Regions from separate parts of the Mus musculus genome. Here region 1 is linked to region 2. Evidence: chromatin loops called from intact Hi-C (ENCODE). Cell type or tissue: left cerebral cortex. All regions are shown on one strand. Region 1 has its middle 19 kb from the start of Vegfa. Region 2 has its middle 24 kb from the start of Gm35692.

Region 1 (2,500 bases), 160 kb after region 2:
GAGGGTTGCTTTGCTTAGCCTTCATCTTTCGGCTAGCATAAGCAAAGGCTGCTAGATCCCATGAGTTCTCTTTCAGTACCAAGGCACAGCACACTTGGCCAGCCCTCAAAGTGCTGGAGTATGGATAGGAAAGATCCGCAGCCTCTTCCTGAAGCTTGCTCGGTCTTTTCTCCCTGGCTCTTCTCATCCTCGGCCTGTAGGTGAGACCCGTGTTCTTTTGGATAGACATCACTAGAGCCATTACACTCTTCATTCAAGAAACATGAGCAACACCGTGTGCTCCCTGCAGCCCCTAACTTAGCTTGCCACTGTAGTTTTGGGCAGACAGTAGCTTTACTAGACTGGTTCCCTGGGACTAAAGAACCCCAGTAAATTCACTTACGTCTGGGCCCTCTGCTTGGGGAGGTAGGAGCACTGGAGGTCTGTAACCCTTTCTCCCCTTCCTTCTCCCTCTCCTGTCTCCTGGCAGGGGAGTTGAACTCCCTTCCAAGAGAGTGAAATCAGACAGCATGATGGCTGCGGAAACCGAGTCCCGGAAATGCTAAACTTTTCCTTCTGATGTTAACATTCTTCCCCTGGAAGCCATCACAGATGGAAAGAGTAAGGTTGACTGGCTGGTGTTAAGAGCCACAACATGAAGCGAAAGGAAGAATTCCAGATATGTCACCATGACAATCCTAATAGGTGGTGTGTGCCCAGGGTCACCTGTTACTGCTGGAGTCAACCACCCATCTTATGGGAGAAGCTGTGAGAAGAAAATGAGTGGACCCAGTGGCTTCTTGAAGAAGGAAAAGACTCTAAAGCACTGGCTTTCAACCTATGGGTCACAATCTCCTTGTGGTCCCGTATCAGATGTCCTGCACACCAGATATTTATCCTACATTGCGATTCATAACTATAGCAAAGTTACAGATAGGAAGTAGCAGTGAAATAATTTTATGGTTGGAGGTCACCACAACATGAGGAACCATATTAAAGAGCTGAAGCATTGGGGAGGTTGAGAACCAGTGAACTAAACTTTGGAGTCTGGAGGCTTTTGTGAGCCGTGACTGTTTAAGAGCCTTTTGGGGGGAAAAAAAAAGAAGAAAACATAGAGACAGAGTCCAGGGTAGGGTAGGTCTTAGCCTCGATCTGTGGGCCCCACGGGATCCTGCACATACAGACAGGAGAAAGCATTTTATTTTTTCTCCATCGTCTATTTCAAGACTGTTCCTCTTGTCCAAGGCCGCGTGTTGCAACCTCTTGCGTGCTTAGGTTTCCGATCTTCAACTGACGAGCCCCAGCCCCTGGAGACGTTGCTCGACTAGCCTTACCGTGCATAGGGAAGTTGGATTTGGGCCCTGGGTTTGGCTACCTCTACATCCTTCCCCTGTCCCACTTTCCCCGGCCTGTTTGTATTCAGTCTAGACGCCTCGATTTTATTTGTTGGTGTCCTGCCCTAGCCCGGGGCAGCTGTGGTGGGTGGGAAGAGCACTTGAGTCGGAGTCAAGAAAACTGGCTTAAATTCTCACCAGGCTGTTTACAGGCTGTGTAGAAATTCAGGCAAACTATTTACCTTCTCTGGGCCCCAAGTCTCTCCTCTGCTAAGCAATTAGTAACAAGCTCTATCACTAGGGCGGTTAAAGGAGACAATATGGCCTCAGGGAAGAGACCATCGCTTCCAGTCCCTACTACCCCTGCTAGACCCCCACCTATCCAGCCAGTCCTCATGGACCTCTCCTGGGACTCTACAGACACCTCACTGCCACAGTCTTGAGATGAAGACTCCACTTTCAAACCTGTGTGTGTGTGTGTGTGTGTGTGTGTGTGTGTGTGTGTGTGTGTGTCTGTGTCTGTGTCTGTGTCTGTGTCTGTGTGTGTGTGTGTGTGTGTGTGTGTGTGTGTGTGTGTGTGTGTGTTGGCAAAGAAAAGACGACCCAGGCATGAATGTATATCAAGCTCCTAAGATGTGGTCACTACTAATTCTGACATGTGATAAGTATGAACTGCATACTGAGGCAGCCAGGCATGATGGCCCACGCCTTTAATCCAGTGCTTGGGAGACAGAGGTAGATGAATCTTTATGAGTTCAAGGCCAACCCGGTCTACATAGTGAGTTCCAGGACAGACAAAGCTACATATGAACTCTCTCTCTAAAAATAGCCAACAAGAAGTAAACAAACAAACAAACAAACAAAACAAAAACAAAAACACACCAACAACAACAAAATACATACCAAGACCAAGTGTGGTGCCATAAAGCTTTTGATCCCACCACTCAGCAGGCAGAGGCAGGCAGATCTCTGTGAGTTCAAATCTAGCCTGGTCTTCAGAGTGAGTTCTAGGCTAACTGGAGCAGCAATGAGACCTTGTCTCAAAAAAAAAAAATTGTGGCCCTAATAATTTCTCACTAATAATTTCCATTTTAACAAAAGGTTTAGGTGACATTTCACATACGTGAGGCTAAATAACGCATAAAGTGAATATGCATTTTACCTGTTTCTTTTAAAATCTGGCTTCT
Region 2 (2,500 bases):
TCAACTCTTCTCTCTGGCCTCATGTAGCTCTCCTACCTGGAGAGTGGCTGGGAGAAAGTGGGCCGTTCCACCCACCCCTGCAGTCTCCTCTCCCCTCTCCTCTGCATGTGCTCTGTACACTCTGTGCGATCGGTCATACTGTGGTTGGAGGGTGCCCACTTTCCTCTGTCCAAAGACCCGGCTTTCTAGCCCATCCTGTACCCTTCTGATTCCCCAGGAAAAAGCACACTGAAGAGCGTCTCCTGACCAGGTAGGTATAGCTCTTCCTACTATCAGTTCCGTCTAGAAGCTGATCAGGCAGGACGGCAAGGGAGTGGAGGTCACTGTGTAGAGGGGTGGCCTGTGGGACTGTAGAGAGGACCTAGGCAGGTGGTCAGAGATCTGGGCCCCTCCTAGCTCTCTCAAGGGTTCCCATTCCTATTTTTTTTTTTACACACTTAAGAAGAAAAGCAATACCCCAGCTGTGACCACAACATGGGATTAGTAGTTAAGATAAAAAGCTGACTGGGGTCCTTGCCTGTGCAGCAGCAGTTGGGGTGACATCGGTCTTAGGAGCAATGTGCTGAGGGATGTGAGCCCCAGCAGTTGCCATCCGGGCCTCCAGGGAGGCAGTTATACAGGGAAGGGGAGGGGGCGTAGTTTTGAGCTTTCAAAGTTAAGAAAAACCAAGAGGGTCAGGACACCGGGCAATGGGGGAATGAATGGCTTGTCATGGCCAGCCAAGTGGGTGGCACAGGAGAGCTCATTCAGGTCCCACACTGAAAGTGATCGTGGAAAATCTGGCAAAGTCTTTGCCAAATGCTGGTGCATGGCTGGTCCAGCCCACAGTGTGGCTGATGCAACAGAGATTGGGATTTCAAGGATAAAGAACGGAATGACGTTCTTGCCTTAGTCGTCTCAGATGGAGGAGAAAGCAAGGTGGGGGAGGGAGGGGGGAGAGAAGGGGAGGGAGGGAGGGAGAGAGAGAGAGAGAGAGAGAGAGAGAGAGAGAGAGAGAGAGTCCGATCCAAGGTCAGTTTTAGAAAAAATGAACTGGATCCTCTCTGAGGCATCATTTCTGGTGCACACAGGAAATCTCTGCCCTGGAGGTGATTTGCCTTGGAGCAGCAACTAGCCATGGGCAGCTGAATCCAGCTTTGCTGTCCATGAGGCTAGGGCTTTCCTCTTCAGACCTTCTAGATGACGCCACTAATATCAAATAGTGAGTCAGCAGCAGACCGTGTTCCTCCTTCTCCTCCATGCTGCAAGTTGCGGTTTGGACTCAGCAGAGTCAAGGATAATGTAGTGGGACTGGCTCCTGCATCAGCCCCCTGGTGACAGGTAATGATGGAGAGCTGGAATTCTCTAGGGCTGGCCCCCCTGGGGACCTGTCATTAGTCCCTATATCGCCTGAGATTTTTATCAATGATTTGAATGGAGAGGCAGGGGCTTCCTCCCTGTTTGCTGGTGACCCACCCCTGACAGGAACAGGAGCACAATGGTCTCCAGGCAAGGCCAGTGTGCCCGAAATAATGAACAAAAGCAACAGGAGGCAGTAACCGTGGCATGTATGAGAAACCTAGCTCCTGGGTGACAAGAGATCAACAGACTCTGAGTCCTGGGACTTAGGACGTTCCTGGCTTATGGGAAAAAGAAATCTGACTGTTCACTGGGAATAGGGAGCAGGTTAAACACTTAGGAAATCTCCACAGTAGGAAGATATGGGATTCCTATAAGGAACAAGGCTGTGAGGACATTCTCCCTCACATTTCCTTAAGCAACAAAGTAGGATGTGTGGCCCCGTATCTGACAGCACAGATCAGCTTCTATGAAATACTAGCAGGTTTATGTCCCTATCCAGACAATGGGAGACCAAGGTACTGCTCATGTCTTTGATCCGTCTTTTGAGTCATATACATATGCCCCCACCCCACCCCGTATAGCTAGAGCATCCTGCACCGTAGTCCTACTTAAAAAATAAAAATCAAATAGATTAGGAAATGTAGCTGATCACTCAGATTTGAAAGTAACAAACTCTGCCCTGTAAGGTTTTACTGACAGAAGCCTGAGCCTCTGGCTGGGGGAGGCACGCGTCTAGTCTTATGCTAACTGGCTAGGCTATGCCCAGATAGGGGTAGCCATGTTTGGAGAGAACCCTGGTAGTTGGATTCAAACTTGGGGGACAGTTTGGCTCTACTAGGGACGGTGTGGGAGAGGGAACTAGGCAAGCCTGGCAGTCTGGGGGTACAGAGAGTCACTGGGTGCTGTGTGAATTGGAGAGCCTGGGGGGGGGGGCTGGCAAGGGCAAGCAGCAGCGGTCCACGTGTTTGTGTGGTGAGAACTTCACACACTGAGCCATCTCCCCAGCCCCATCTCTCCTCCCCACTTTTATAGTTCCTTCCCCTCCTAAAACCAGACCTAGACTCCCTTCTATATGTTTGAAGTGTCTCTTAAAACACATATCTCCTCTGAATATGAGGGTTCATGTTAACTATCTGTTTTAGAATTTATACGTTGATAC

What was found. A loop is a pair of places that touch in the nucleus more often than their neighbours do. Peaks named below come from ENCODE experiments on the same cell type or tissue, not always from the same donor. Only the 100,000 strongest peaks of a DNase experiment are listed, where the experiment ranks them.
Region 1: it touches region 2 in a loop (1.9-fold over the local background); 3 of 42 quality-filtered maps call a loop at or near these places.

The regions. Positions count from the first base shown.
Region 1 is chr17:46,012,471-46,014,970 of GRCm38, forward strand. No RefSeq gene overlaps it. Among named protein-coding and RNA genes, the nearest start is that of Vegfa, 19 kb to the right of the region's middle. In left cerebral cortex, no CTCF peak of the experiment used is centred here; a DNase peak (open chromatin) is centred at 1,398.
Region 2 is chr17:45,851,410-45,853,909 of GRCm38, forward strand. No RefSeq gene overlaps it. Among named protein-coding and RNA genes, the nearest start is that of Gm35692, 24 kb to the left of the region's middle. In left cerebral cortex, no CTCF peak of the experiment used is centred here; no DNase peak of the experiment used is centred here.